Regions from separate parts of the Homo sapiens genome. Here region 2 is linked to region 1. Evidence: chromatin loops called from intact Hi-C (ENCODE). Cell type or tissue: PC-9. All regions are shown on one strand.

Region 1 (8,000 bases):
CTCAAGAGCTGGTTGTTAAGAAGATCCTGGCACATTCTCCCCCTTTTGATTTTTCTCTTGCCATATAATCTGAACATGCCAGCTCCTCTTGCCCTTCTGCCATGAGTGGAAGCAGCCTGAGTCCCTCACAAGAAGCAGATGCTGGCACCATGCTTCTTGTGCAACCTGCAGAACTATGAGCTAAATAAACCTCTTTTCCTTTTGAATTAACAAGCCTGAGATATTCCTTTATAGAAACACAAATAAACAAATACAGGAGGTACAAACATAAAGGGGTAGCATGAAGGAGTTATTCTGTGGTGATAGAAGAATTCTGTATTTTGAATGTGATAATGATTATATGAATCTGTATATCGGACAAATTGCATAGAACTACATACATACACACATGCATGAATACATGTAAAAGTACTGAAAACTAAATAAGATCTATAGTCCAGTTAACAGCAATGTACCAATGTCAATTTCCTTGTTTGATGTTGTACTACCATTATAATATGATGTCATGCTTGGGGGAAGCTGGGTGAATGGTGCAGGGGTTCCTAGGTACTCTTTTGCACAACACTCTGAGTCTATAATTACTTTGAAAGTTTTTTTTTAAGCTAAGGAAAAGTTTCTTTCATTCAATAATCAACATCAACATTAACTTTCAACTGTTGACCTACATTACCACAGGGGTGAGCAGCTTGGGAGAAGAGGGCTCCTCAGTCTTGGTGCCAACGTGTTGTTTCTTGGCACCCCCACTGTTAATCTTGAGCAGACCTCCAGACCTACTCCAAATAAGCACACCAGTTGTGTAAAGCCAAGTATCCTGTTCAAGATCTTTTCTAGTCTTCATCCTTCCCTAGTTAGATCGCTACTTGAAACACTTTGGAAGCCACCATTAGATTGAGGGCTACTACTGGTAGTTCAGGGACCCAGATGGAAGAAGACACAGAGGTCAGCTGGAGAATTATAAGGTCTTCTTAATCTTATCCAATGTTTTTCAAGGATGGCAAATCAAATTCTGTCACTAACTTGGTTGTATTTATGTGACAAACGTTTAGTCAGTGCCTTCCCTGAAAGTCCTGAAACTTGTGAAAATGATTCCTGGTTGCCCAGTGCCTACAGGATAAATTCCACATCACTGAGTCGCTCACATAAACTCTTTCACAATATTTGCCCAACCTGCCTCTCTAGACCTATTTTTTTTCTTACTCCTTTCACCATCATTCTTCTTCAGGTTACCCTTACCCCAGAGGATATGATGCATTCTATATTCATCCACGTACATTTACTTGCAGTTTCACAAATATTGCACCACCCATTGTTCCTGCTAATCACTAAGTTTGGAATGTTCCCTCTGCCATTCCTGGAATATCCCTTGTCCCAACACACACATACATACACACACACACACACACATTCAAGCACAGAAAACACACACAAATCTTTTAGGGCCCAGTTCAAAAGTGGTTGCTTTGACATATTCCCTAACTAACCCCTGTGGTTTAGAATGGCCACTTCTTTCAGCTCCTCGCATTAGGAGGTGGAGACAGTTTTCCCCATTCTTGATTCTGGAATGGCCCAGTTAATTGTTCTCACCAGTTGAATGCAGTAGAGGTGGCACTGTGTGACTGTCCAGTCTCACTCAAGAGGCCTTGCAGTTTTTGTTCTCACTCTCTTGGAAAGCTGCTGCCCCCATATTAAAAACCTGGGTCAATATGCTGGAAAAGCCACATGGAAGAGAGCCAAGACACTCAGCTGCAAATTCGATGTTACTGCCAAGTATGTGAAGGAAACTTTCTTGGATCCTCTGGCTGCAGCCAAAACACCATGAGTAATCCCAAGAGATGCCAACAGAAGAGCTGTGTGGCTGAGCCCAGATCCCAGAGCAAAATCATGAACAATACCTTTTGTTTGAAGGTTCTTTTTTGGAATGATTTGTTACACCGTACTAGACAATTGATACAGCCTCGCCCCAACTCCAACCTCAAAAAACTAGTCATTCGGAATTCTGAAAGACCACAGCACTCTATGTCTACTTCTATTATAGATTCATATTTGACCATAATTATTTATTTCAACATTTCTCTGCACTACCAGACTTTGAGTTCCCTGGAACTAAAAATATTGCTTGGACCTCACGCTGTACCTGAATACCTGGTAAGCACTAAAGTAGTAATTGGCAAAGCAATGAAAAGCTAAAGAACTGGCCTTACTCAGGTTGATCCTGTCTGAGTGTGTTCGTCAAACCACAGGCAGAAGGAACTTTCACTTCATACACTGGAAAGAATAGTGAACCTCATGCCTCAGTGGTGTGGCTCACCTGAGGTTAAGTTTAGCAGCAGTAGTAGACTGGAACTTTTTAGAATGCTAAGATTCAACAGCCTCAGATGAACAGTATTTTACTAGCTCTGCCAATCTAAAAGCCTAGGGAACTCTTTGCTTGCAAATAAAAGAATATAATTCCAAGCAAAATCCTGTAAGACTTGGCTTTGAGTCAAAATTATAAAAATAAAAACATTTGATTTTTACAATTCCTCTCTAGAGTTTTGTCCAGCATTATCCAGATGAAGTTGAATTATTCAATATACCCTATAGTTATTTACATATAACTGGTGACATGGCTGAAAAAAGGAGGATCTTATCAATTGTCTTCAGATAATAATTTCTCCAGTTTAGAACCATATTTTGCCTATATGTTAGCTGGACGAGTCCAACTATTGAATCATTAAGTAATCCATTTCTAAGCATGGATATTAAGTTACTTTTTTACATTTAGTTAAGGTTGCATTATTGCATTTAGTACTATTTTCATCTTATGTGTTACTGTTAATATTATGTTATCTTTAATCACTAGATGAAGTTGGAAGGCAAAAAATGAGTAAGGGGCTTGGAAGAAGAAATTTTCAATTCTTGTTTTGCTTTGTCAGTGACTTGCTCCTTGTCCCTTTTCGTCTTAAATATTTGTCCCTAGTTTCATTACTGGCAATGCCTTTTAATGAAAAAAGAAATGTTTTAATTAACCACAATAGTATTTGTTTATGTTAACTTAAAAATTACAGCATTTGCAAATTTTTAACTATAACCAAAATCAACAGCTAGCCTAATTTTAAAAAAGACTTTAGAATGCCTTGATATCTATTGGAACATTACATATTTGTGATCCATTTTACTTTCTACTGTTGAACAGCAGATCCTTCTGGTTCAAGAAAGGCTACGACTCCTTATTAAGTTGCTGTAGTATTGGCAAAATACAAACCAAACTCTATATTAGTGACCCTGTATTTATTTGTAAGAAAATTTAATCCATATGATTTTGAGTCATTGTCACTTACAGTAATACAAGCAAATCATGCTGCGTAAGTGCTACTTGATTTCCAAGATGCCTTTTGAACCACCTTTTGAGGTGGTCTTTTTTATTTAGGACAAGAAGGTTTATTTTTACTGGTTGAAAAAAGGCTCAAGTTTGAGTAAAAATATGGGCATTCATCAAAACAGAGGATGAAAAACAGACTTCTTCAGACAAGTAACAGCGTAAGTGTTGAGGAGTGTTCTAGACAGATAGACTGACTCAGCTGTGACATGTACACTTTCTGGGCAAAGATTAACCCTCCTGCCAGCATAAGCCGACAGTAATAAGCAAGTCAACTTTTCTTTTCCACATTGTCCAATGTAGACAACTGGTGACTGAATTAAAAATGCAAATCAAATTATTGTAAAGTGAATGTGTGTTGATTTTGTAACATTTATTTAGGTGGGAGAGCCAGGGTTTGAATCAGTCTTGTGTTGTCTGTTGAACTGGGTGCTGAATGGAATCCACCTAAACTGGCTCGTCCTCAAACTTCATACCAGAGCAATGAATCACCTTCAAAGCTAACTCAGGGAGCATATTGGCTCCAAAGACCATTAACCCTGGGAACTCCCCAACTGAAAGGTGGGACTGGAGAGATTTAGAACTGCTGGCTTGGAGTTGTGAGTCATGGTTGAATGCCAACAACCTGGCATAAATCACAGAAGCACTTGAATTTCACATTCATTACTTACAACAGTGTGGAAATTGCTCAACATTTATGGCAGACATGCATTCCACAGATATAAAAATAAAACTTTATTAGAAAACTTGATATTAAATTTAGACACTGAGAATTAAATTCCAGGAGAGCCAATCTTTATCAAATCATAAATAAGAAATAGAGTGGTTCCATTGTTTAACTTTTCTTTTTCATAATCTATATGGCTAAAAATCTTAATCAAAAGACATGACATTTAGAGACAAAAAAACATAGATTTAAGATCCTACTCTGCTGATCACTAGTTAATTGATGTTGGGAAATCACAAAACTCTCTATTGTAGCTTTAGTTTTTTCAGCCTAATGTGCATCATAGGGTTAACATCGAGATCCAATGAGGTACTATGTCTAGCAACCTTTTAGAGACATTAATTTAGAGTCATTCATTTATTCTTTGGATTATATGTGCAAAATTGAGAAAAAGGCGTAAGCACAAAATTTCATGTGACTAAAACTCAGGAATCTCTGAATATTTTTAATCTCTGTAGGAAAATGTTGTAAGATCTATAACACTGTATTTCAATCTGTTTCTAGGCATTAAGAACTTATTTGCCTCATAACCCAAATTCCTGCTCCCCAATAAAAAATGAGTAACATCAGGGTATAAAATGCCAGCTGGAAGAGTATTCGCAACCATATACAATGAAGAGTCACACTTCCAAGAAGAAAGCCGATGTCCCACTTCAGCATCAAATCTAAGACACTGCATTTCACTTTTTCTGTACAAATATCATAATCTGTTTGTTAATCTCTTGGTTTTATTTCAAAAATGAAACTATATTTAGAGAGGGAACAAATTCTACCAGTTGCTGTTGGAAGCAAAAGATCTTTTTCATTCTTGGATGCTTTATATTTGGACAGAGAAAGGTACATATTTGAACCATATGTGAATTCAAGTCTAATGTATTAGTTTGATTGTGCCAGAGTTCCTAGAGGGCTCCAGAAACCAAAGGATGTGGCTGTTCACCCTAATTTTGGAGAATTGAATGCCTTTGCTCACAGTAGGAATCCAGAATAGAACGTAGCAACTTCTGTTCCTCATGATTTTGTATACTCCATCCATAATCATCTGTCCTCATTCCAGACGCTAGCTTGGTTTACCGTATGGTAGCAAAATCAGTCAGTTTTCATTTTCTCGGGGAGAGAGGAGACTACTGGCAGGAGGAAGAGGAAGGCAGAGTAGAATGACAAAATTGTGTGTGTGAAACATGGCTGCTCAGCCCAGTACTAGCAATAGCAATCATTTTGCTATCTTTCTTCCATGTCTATTAAGTGAGAGTTTGGCCTGGTTGATTTCTAAGATTTTTTCTATGTCCAACAGTGAGCAATCTTATCAAATTCTTGAACTAGGCCACCACAGATGACTACAATCATTTGGCTCATATAAAGATGAATTAATGCAAAAAATGCTTGCATAAATGAAGGTATGGCACAAAAGAAATATAAATGGAGGTAAAGAGAGCTATACCATTTTAATGCAATCATGATTTTGACTTCAGTACACTCTGGAATATACCAATCAAATTACAACATCTTCTCCCTAAGGCAGGCATTTCAGTAGTGGACATAAGAGAACTAGTGTATCAGTCAGGATCCTCCATAGAAAAAGAACCAAGAGAATATGTCAATCCACCCTTGTTTGTTTGATTGATTGAGTAGTTGCCTCATCCCAGTTGTCAGGACTGTCAAGTCTGAAACCCATATGTCAGGCTCACAGTGTGGAAACTCTGGTAGGATTTGATGCTACAGATTTGATGCTAGGGCCTTGAGACAGAATTCCTCCTCCAGGGTATCCCTTAGACTGTCCTTCAACAGACGAATGGTTCAGCTTACTGTGCTGTTCAGCTTTCAATTGATTGGATGACATTCGTCCACATTATCATGGGTAATACCTTTTACTTAAAGACAACTGCATCAGCAAAATAACTTCACAGTAACACCCAGACTAGCGTTTGATTAAATAACCTGCTTTTTAGCTGAGTTAACCAGAAGACTAACCATAACAACTAGTATAGTGTTGAGTTAAAGAATATTCCCTTTTCAATAAAACATTAGGGATTCCGCAAAATAGAGTTAATGCTCTGAAATTTGTCAGCGTTTGTAACAGATTTTACATTTCTGCCAGTCCATGTCAATATTTTCTTCATGCGTCTAGTTTCCAGTTTATTTAGTTAAAGATGCCCAAACCACTTGGTGATTGAGCAAATGACTTTGTTTCCAATGGCATTATGTATAGGAATATTTTAATAGGAACTTGTTCACAAGTCTACATTTATGCACATTTTTGAATGTTAAAAAATTTACAGAATTTTTTAAATCAATGGGCATAACCATGTAGAATCTTAGAACTGCATGGGCCTTCAAGATTATGTCGCTCTACTTTTCACTCAATGCCACAATATCTTCTTCCTTAATGTTGAAATTTTTAGTAGAATATTCCTGATGATGGGTAGATTACTACTTCAAATATCAGTGGATTCTCAGTTCTAAATAGCTCATTATTGGAAAGATCTTTCACGAGATGGCCTGTGTCTATCAACCTGATAGTTCCAGCCACTGACCATCTCTCTGCTCTGTAAAGACATGTATGATAATCTATCATTTCTATAAATCCAATCCTAGTTTCACATATGATCTCTAAAATATTTGTAAACAGCTCCCTGCTTTCTTCACCATGCCTCAGGTGGCACTATAAATTGCTTTCACTATCTCCCTAATCCCCACTATGCTCTAAAAATAAAAAAAAGGAGTATTAATTCATCAGATGTTTATTGAGTTGAATCTATATGTAAGATGCTAGATGAAGTTTTGGCATTGTGCCATTTATCTAAAAAACTCAGACAAAGGCATTTTTAGTCAATGTAATAAAGCCTTAAAATGAATTTAAGGCCAAGATATAGGTATCCATACTTTTAGAATAACTAAATCTTGGTTATTCCTTCACAACAAAAAAGGCAAAAGCCATGTTAATAAATGGATAATACGTTTTTATGCAAACTAGATACACACCATTGGAAGGAAATAGCAATGTTGGTGAACTATGTTTGAGTTTAGGAATTTAGTAGGAAATCAGATAACTTCTGAAGATAACCATTTTCTTTTCCTTTTCTTCTTCATCAATCCAAACAGAATCAGAATCCATCCTTCTTTTTCCTAACCGGAATTTGAGAGACATGAGAAGGGAACTAAACACACAGGCTTCAGGATCTGGTGGAAAGAGATAAGGTGTCTCAACGACTGTTGGGTAAGGATGGGGTGTCAGGGACATCTGAACGAAGAAAGAGTTTAAAGGAGAGGCCTGTGGAGAGGCACAAATGTGTCCGAGATTGGTGGGTTCTTGGTCTCACTGACTTCAAGAATGAAGCCGTGGACCCCTGCCGTGAGTGTTACAGTTCTTAAACATGGTGTGTCAGGAGTTTGTTCCTTCTGAAGTTCAGACGTGTTCAAGAGTTTCTTCCTTCTGGTGGGTTCTTGGTCTCGCTAGCTTCAGGAGTGAAGCTGCAGACCTTTGCGGTATTACAGCTCTTAAGACAGGGCATCTGGAGTTGTTCACTCCTCCCGGTGGGTTCGTGGTCTCACTGGCCTCAGGAATGAAGCTGCAGACCTTCGTGGTGAGTGTTACAGCTCGTTAAAAGCAGTGGGGACCCAAAGAGTGAGCAGCCACAACATTTATCAGAAAGAGTGAAACAACAAAGACTGGGTTGCCACTGCAGGCTCGGGCAGCCTGCGTTTATTCCTTTATCTGACTCCACCCACATCCTGCTGATTGGCCCATTTTACAGAGAACTGATTGGTCCATTTTACAGAGAGCTGATTGGCCCGTTCTGACAGGTAACTGATTGGTGCATTTACAATCCCTGAGCTAGACACAGAGTGCTGATTGCTGCATTTACAATCCTCCAGCTAGACCGTAAAAGTTCTCCAAGTCCCCACCAGATTAGCTAG
Region 2 (8,000 bases), 500 kb after region 1:
TTATTTGTCTATCTTTGTGATGTTGGATTGTATAAAGGGTTTGGACATACTCATTGTCCTACCACCTTAACTACATAAAAAAATATAATCTCTTCAGCTACTAAGTTTCTGATTTTGCATTTGATATGGGAGCAATAGTATTTTATTGGGCTACACAAGGTTCCAAAATCTCTCTTTTGAAGATATTCATGTGTAGGAAACTCTGTAACAGATATAGCTCTTGCACAATTTTTAGGAGAAGAGATTTGGGAAACTTTATCAGTTTTTCTCAACCTTTTTAACTCTATCTTAAAGTCCAAGGAAAGTGAAAGATTAAGAAAACTTTCCTTATCAGGGCTGTCCAACAGAACTTTCTACAAACATGGAAATGTCCTGTTCTGCACTGTTCACTATGGTAGCCACTGTACTCTCTATTTGAGTGGCTATTGAGTATTTGAAATATGGCTAGAGAAAGGAAATGTAAAATTGTGTTCTTTTTTCATTAAGTCAATTAAGTTTAATTAGTTGATTAATCTAATTAATTAAATATGGTTAGAAGCTACCATAGTGGGCAGTACAAGACTGCATCATTCAAGTTAAAAACATCATCTTGAAATCTGAATTCAGTCAGAGGGGCATATTTACACGGATTATTTTGATCTGAGTCAGCAATGTGTTGTCCACATGGAGACTAACACTTCCATTTATTCTTATGACTAACATTAAAGCAAAGCAAAATGAAAAGTGAATGTTCAGCATTATCATGTTGGCCTGGGGCTGGAGCTAAGTTTTCTATCCCGTCTCCTGGCTTCATCATCAATTCTCTGCTGACCTTTAAGAATGTAATACTTTATTTCCCTTTTATCAAATGAGGGCATTTGGAATTTATCAAAAGGATAGTCACGAATCATGATCGAATGTTTATTGGGCTTATCAAAGAAAGGTATGGGCTTTGCCCTATACCTTTTCATTGAAAAATAATCTTGGCCAAAAGGAATCCCTATTATACATAATGGCGATTTCAGTTTCTCCATTTGCAAAATACTGGCATTGTACTTGCTTATTTTTAAGGTCATTTTTAGCTCTAATGCTTTATGCCACCATGAAAATATGATTTCCTATTAGGTAGAGCTCCATACTATTAACAGATGGTTTGCTTTTCTAGTTCCCAGATCCCTATAACCGTTTGTAATATTTCTTCTTAAGTATAAATGTGAACAAAGCACTTTAATTTAGCAAATAACCAGCTAAAGTGGTAGTCTTTGTCTTTTTTTAAAAAAATTTTATTTTAAAACTTACTAGTTAGACTGGTAGTCCTTGAAAGCCAATTTCTCTCCAATGAGTATTCCCTAGGTTTGTATTCAACACAGTTTGGTCGTTTGTCCTCTCCAAATCTCATGTTGAAGTATGATTCGCAGTGTTGGAGGTGGGGCCTGGTGGGAGGTGATTAGATCATGGGGGGCAGATCCCTGGTGAAGGAATTAGTGTCATCTCTGGGCGAGAAGTGAGTTCTGGCTCAGTTAGCTCGCCTGAGATCTGGTTGTTAAAAGAGTCTGGGACCTCCTCCTTCTCTCTCTTGCTCCTGCTCTTGCTATGTGACACGCTGGCTCCCCATTCACTTTCCACCACAATTGTATGCTTTCTGAGGCCTCATCAGAAGCAGATGCTGGCACCATGCTTTCTGTACAGCCTGCAGAACCATGAGCACCATGAGCCAAATAAACCTCTTTTCTTTATAAATTACCTAGCCTCAGATATTCCGTTATAGCTACAGAAAATGGATTAAGCTAGTGCTGTTCTATGGTACACTGTATTAGTCTGTTTTCACATTGCTGGTAAAGATATACCCGAGATGGGGCAATTTATAAAAGAAAGAAAGAGGTTTATTGGACTTACAGTTCCACATGGCTAGGGAGGCTTCACAATCATGGCGGAAGGCAAGGAGGAGAAAGTCACACCTTACACGGATGGCAGCAGGCAAAAAGAGAGCTTGTTTAAAAACCATCAGATGTCATGAAACCCATTCACTATCATGAGAACAGCACAGGAAAGACCCACCCCCAGAATTCAATCATCTCCCACCAGGTCCCTCCCGCAACATGTGGGAGTTATGGGAGCTTTGGGTGGGGACACAGAGCCAAAACATATCATACACTTTCCAAAGATCTATATCCTTGATATCCTGAGACATGAAGCAATTTCTCTCTACCCTTCATACTTCTCACCCATGGATAATAGAAATATATTGCCTGCTACACCTCCTGTGGTTTTAGAATCACTGTGAGGAATAAATACCCCAGGCTTTCTCATGGGGAGATCTGACTTCATTACTGAGGTCTCGCTAATGAGCAGACCTATAGCAGCTTTTTCTTTGGAAGTCTTCAGGTACACATCATTGCGAAGGTCAATCCTGTGTCCATCACTGAATGGCATAAATTTGTGAGGTGAACTGTTTAAAACAAAGATGGGCAGACTCCTCTCAGAAAATGAGGCCATGTTCCTAGAGGTCCAACTCTATGTAATGGTCTTAGGGGTGATGAAGCACTGTAGTCCTGCTTCTCACTCATACCTGCCCTCCAGAAAGGATAAAATTATAAATGTCCAATTAGAGTCTTTATTAGTCTCTTCCTATGTAGAATTTATCAATAGTTTGACAGTTCTGCAGCTCATGCATTTTCAGAAAAATCCTTCTTCAGTTTAAAACATTCCACCATTGTTTTTTGTTGTTGTTTTTTCAAATTGCATTGGGAAGAAGGTAAGGAGTATGTATAGAATACAATTCTGTGAACAAAGTGAGTGAGTTACTTGCTCCTTGAGGGCAGAAACTCTGGCCATTTGTCCTCAAGTCCTCAGTGCCTGACACATATCCATGTATTAATTGAGCTGCTTCTATGTGCCAGGTGCTGGAGTACAGCAGTAAAGCAGACAGGTATAGTTCCTCCTTGGACAGAGGTAATAGTCAAGGCAAAAAAAAAAAACAGTTATTGAGCTTGTTGTTATAAGTGCAAAGGGTTCTATGAAAGGGGAAGTATGGGGTGCCTCGGGAGGGCACAACGTGGGGACCTAACCTAGTCTCAGAGGTCAAAGGCTTCCTTAAGGAAGTGACATTTAGGCCGAACCCTGAAAGATAAGCCTCGGAGTCAGTATGAAAGAGAACAGGCCTTCCAATAAGTCTTTACTGGATGAGTGAATGAATGAAATGGCCACCCGGGGCATTGCTAAATTAAGTACCTTGAGCTTAGTCATCCTAACCATAGTCCCCCCAGGCATTATCTGTGTGGCCATAAGCCATTTTCTTAGCCACTCTCTTCTTCAGTAAAGGCAAGTAGAGTGTAATGAAGAATACTGTGAGAGGACAATTACCTTAGAAGGCATTATCAGACTAATGTTTTACTGAGTGCATAGAGTACATATCTATAGGTTAATATGCCTTTACTATGCAATGCATCCAGAAATTTCAAAGTCAAGAAGATTCTAGGAGGCTGAATTCCACCTTTAGAAATCTCAGCTATGAAAGCTCTGGGTTTCAACTTGATATAACTCTTCACTGGCCAGAAAAAAAAAAAAAAAAAAAAACGGCAACTCTTTGGCAAATAGAGCTCTGGAAGATGCGCTGGCTGGCGCCGACATAAACTGCTATCCTGATCTCCATCAAAGATGTGGGCCTTCTCATGCTGCAGTTTCCTCAACTGCAGAACAGGGAGATTCTTCCAATGATAATTTTACCTCGAAGTGATGTTGTAATAAAGATGGTGGTAAAAGCATTTTGCAAGACCAAAAAAAGAAACACCTACTAAACAGGCATGCTGTCTATATCTGGTGTTTGTTAGAATTTCTGAGGAAACCCTCTGGTCTAAGATTCTAGAGAGTCTACAGAGGTTGATAACTGGGATTGGCTTTTAAGATCTTTTCTGGAATGGCTGTTCCCTTTACCTCATTATTACTTTAAACAACTTTGGCAGGAGATATCAGTAATGCCAATAACAATAATGATGATGATGATGATGGTTACTGAGTAGTTACTGATGAGCCCAGCACTGTGCTAAACACTTGAAGGACCTTTTTTTTTTTTTTTTTTTGACAGAGTCTTGCTCTGTCACCAGGCTGGAGTGCAGTGGTGTAATCTCAGCTCACAGCAACCTCCGCCTCCCAGGTTCAAGCAATTCTCCTGCCTCAGCCTTCCGTGTAGCTTGGACTACAGGCACGCACCACCACGCCCAGCTAATTTTTGTATTTTTAGTAGAGACGGGGTTTCACCATGTTGGCCGGAATGGTCTCAATCTCTTGACCTCGTCATCCGCCAGCCTCAGCCTCCCAAAGTGCTGGGATGACAGGGGTGAGCTACCGCACCCGGCCCTTGAAGGCATTTTAGCACTTGACTTCCACCACAGCCCCAAGGAATCCATCTATCATGACTCGCACGCACCCAGTGAGAAGAACCAAGACATACGAAACTCAAGTGACTTGCCAAAAGTTGTGCAGCTAGCAGGTTCTGTCTGATACCAAAGACTTTACTCACTGCATATGTGAAATATTTTGAGATTTTCAGAATAAGAGCTCAGGGTTGCTAAGTGATTAAACATATACAATTAATTATTCCTGCCCTGGAAGACAAGAGTGTTACCATTAGCAGAAGTTTATTTTTGCAATTCCTCTGGCCTTCTGGTGTTCCCACATGCCTCCACCCCTTTTCCTAACGTATTGCTTGCCTGTTGTTTAAAGAAAACAAAAATTTATTCTCAAACTTGTCCAAATAGAAATGAATTGCATTAAAAATAGTGAAAGCCATGGTGAAGGACTGAAAAAGTTGAGGAGTCAATGACATTTGCAGAGCCCCTGCTGTGCAACTTCCATGGGACTACCAGGACCGAGGCTATATTTTATTAATAAGATCTCAATTTGTAAGGGTCATTTTATTATCTCCGTATCCCCCATCCCACCTCATTTAGTTGGATGATCTAGAGAGAAAACAGCATTTCTACCTTCTTGCAATGGAAACAATAGGCTTTGCTTGTGCCACTTTTATTTTCCCACTGGGGAATCTGAGAGATGACCTGATTGAATTCCACCCGTAAAGGTCATGCTTTGAATTCAAGGCAGAGGAAAAAAAATGAAGAAAACATTTTGCAATGATACCCCACGAGTCCTGAGCATGCTGGGGCCTCTCCTGGTTGCATTGTGGTCTGCTGATAAGGATAACATTAATGACAAGTGGAACATTTCCAGGACAAAGGAAATTCCCTGTTGTATTGTTTAAAGGAAGCCACCATCCACTAAGGAGAGCAAGGTTTGTGATGTAGGCACAGATTTCCCTGCAGGAGAGGCAGGGAGAGCTGCCAAGCTGCCTGTGAGTATGCCTGTCCTTAATTTCATCTGGGGAAGCATTTGCATGGTTAGAAGTCAATAAGGGGTCATGGCAGTTTATGGCATTGGTAGGGTTAGGAGCCAGACTGTTAGAAATGGAGGCACATTGGCTGGGGGAGTAAAAAGCCTGATTCATACAATGCAGCCCATTTAGGAATCATAGCAAAAGCACCAGGAGATTTAGAGAAGTTGATCTGGTTTTGAGTTTAAATTCTGGACCTCCTTCTCTCCCCACCCCCTCCAAGCCAAAATGTCAGAAAAGGGCCTGGTTTCCCTTTATGGAGTGCAAAATAAACAGATCCTCAGCAGCAGGAGAGGGGCCCAGTTCCCCAGCCCATAATGCCAGAGCTGGGGGTGGGGGTGCTGTGGGGAAAAGCAGTTATTCTTCTGTCTGGTTAGTATTTGGCATTGACTTTCATTTTCTCCAACCTCTGTTTTCTAGAAGCCTGCCTGTACGGGAAGTACAGGAATAAAGAGAAGCTGATCGTGGGGGTTTTCTTGCCAGACTTCAAAGGAGGTGGATTTTTGATTTTTGATAGTTTGGAGAGCTAGTTCCAAAAGTAAAAGCTGCTTTGGGGACTTGAACCTAGACACTGGGATCTTAGCCGTGTGCCCATCAGAGCCGCTGCTCTGCTCCTGATGGAATGGAGTGCTCTGGGCTTCCCACTCTCCTCTCCCAGTCCAGGAGGGCTGGAGCTCTGGGCATCTCAGGGTCAGCTGCGGTGAGCCTGGCCACAGGGCTCTGCATTCCTTCTGGGCTTTGCTTGGTTTGAGTGGGTGTGACCGCCAGTTTACTCTGGAGAAAACTGAGACAAAGAGTCTAAATTGGGCAGGATCTTGAATCTAATGACTTGTTTACAGACCCTGTACTTTTTCCAGTGCAGGGAGGAGGAAGAAGGCAGGGCATGCTCGTCACTGTGGGCATGGGCACATTGCTGTTTTCATCCTAAGGAGGTAGGACAGCTTCAGAAAGCAGCAGGGCATCTGCCTGGCAGCCAGCAGGCAAAGTGGCATGCTGTGTAATTTTCCAAGGTAGGGAGGAAGCAGTGGCGGCTTCTGCTTGGTCCTACCGGCTTGGCTTCCGGGGCACACGCTGCTCTGGGGAGAATGCCTGACCCTGCCACATGAAAGGCCTTGCTTCCTCCCACTTCAGCTTCAAGCGATGGGGAGATTACCCTCCTCACCCCTGCTCCAAGTGCATCACAACCCAGAGCACCCAGCCAAGAATGCACACCTGTGATGGGGCTAAGGAGGCCTCACTGGACCTGTGTAAGGAGAGAGGAGATTCCCAGGAGGACCTCACTAATAGAAAAGCACACGCATGATGGTTTTGCTATCGTGTGACATTTATTTCATACTTGCTACCTGTAAGAAATTCCTTGAAAACGAAATAGTATATGGCAAGATTTAAGGACTTGCTCTTCCAGATTCTGGAGGTCCTTCTGGAGCCCAGGGATGCTGTTTCTAAGGCATGTAGGTGCTGAGGGTCTACCCCAAAGGGCAGTTTGGGACTGCAGGGCAGGCAGGAAGTGCCTTTGTTTGTGTGCATGCCAGGCGGTTTATAAACATCCCCTTTACTTCCCTTGCCAACCCAGGAGTATATATTGCAATTACCACATTCTGATGAGGAAACTGAGGCTCAGAGAAGTTAAATCATTCACTCCAGGCCATACATCTGCTAAATGTGTCATGCTACATCCACTTTGCACCTAGTTTGAACAGGTTTACAAAGCAAGTCAGTAACCCCTGCATGCCTGGGTGCCTGAAGTTGAAAAGGGGTGGCTCTAAGATGTGGTCTACTACCTCTCCTGGACTGTTGCAGTTGGGTGTGGCTGATTTGAAATTGTGCTTCAAAAGAATGAGTTCTAGTCCCTGAATAGAGGAGCTCACACCACAGTGCACTGTAGATCTTTGTGATCCAGAAGTCCTCCAGATGTTCCCAAAAGGATCTCTAAGGTGTTGCTGGGGATGTTGTGTGTATAGGGAGTGTTCCCTTGGGGGCCTCTGAGCCCTCCTGGCAGAGAAGCCTCATAGATAATGGCATCCCCAGAAAACTCTACACTTGGAATGGGACCCAAATTAAATACAGCACCAGCAAGACTAACTGAGCCACTACCTGGAATATGTCAAGATACAGCAACTAACACTTACTTTATGTTTGTCATTTGCAAACCCTATCATGTCCGTTAATCCATTCAAATGCTGAGAGGTAGGCAGGGCAGCTATTATGATTCAAAAAAGAGGCCACATCTTTGTGGATTTGGGTTCTAATCCCAGCTCCTGCCGTCACTAGATGTGTGTGGTCTGAGCAAATCCTTCCACTTCTCCTAACCTTAGTTTCCTCATCTGCAACATGAGAAACTTGCTTTCCAAAGTGCCTCAAGCTATGGGAGTGGGGATACGGGAATGAGTCTCCCCAACATTCAGAGGCTCCCCCAGAGCTGGCAGCCCAAGGCACACCACTAAGTGCCACTGCCTTCTCCTCCCCTCTGCTGGCCGGATACTGACCAATGGAGAAACCAGGACTGGGGCGGGAAGGAGTAGGTGGTAAGATTCTTTTTCACTTGTTTCCTGCACCTGGAGACAACAGCAAGACCATTATTTGGATGAGTTATTGTTTAGAGTTTTGTTTGTTTTGGTTTGGGTTTTTTTAGCTT

Evidence for each region. Hi-C counts contacts between places; a loop is a spot of excess contacts. Peaks named below come from ENCODE experiments on the same cell type or tissue, not always from the same donor. Only the 100,000 strongest peaks of a DNase experiment are listed, where the experiment ranks them.
Region 2: it touches region 1 in a loop (17-fold over the local background); 2 of 110 quality-filtered maps call a loop at or near these places.

Annotation. Positions count from the first base shown.
Region 1 is chr11:128,206,798-128,214,797 of GRCh38, forward strand. LINC02098 (long intergenic non-protein coding RNA 2098) reads left to right here and starts at 1,969. Exons shown (of 4, transcript NR_146647.1): 1 at 1,969-2,145; 2 at 4,841-4,922; 3 at 7,185-7,299. RefSeq lists an enhancer at 3,550-4,051. In PC-9, no CTCF peak of the experiment used is centred here; DNase peaks (open chromatin) are centred at 1,224, 1,814 and 3,904; H3K4me3 peaks cover 2,492 bases; H3K27ac peaks cover 5,456 bases.
Region 2 is chr11:128,710,672-128,718,671 of GRCh38, forward strand. The region is part of intron 1 of FLI1 (Fli-1 proto-oncogene, ETS transcription factor); the gene reads left to right. Among named protein-coding and RNA genes, the nearest start is that of SENCR, 19 kb to the left of the region's middle. RefSeq lists enhancers at 4,936-5,461, 5,401-5,560, 6,501-6,600, 7,269-7,788. In PC-9, no CTCF peak of the experiment used is centred here; a DNase peak (open chromatin) is centred at 4,480.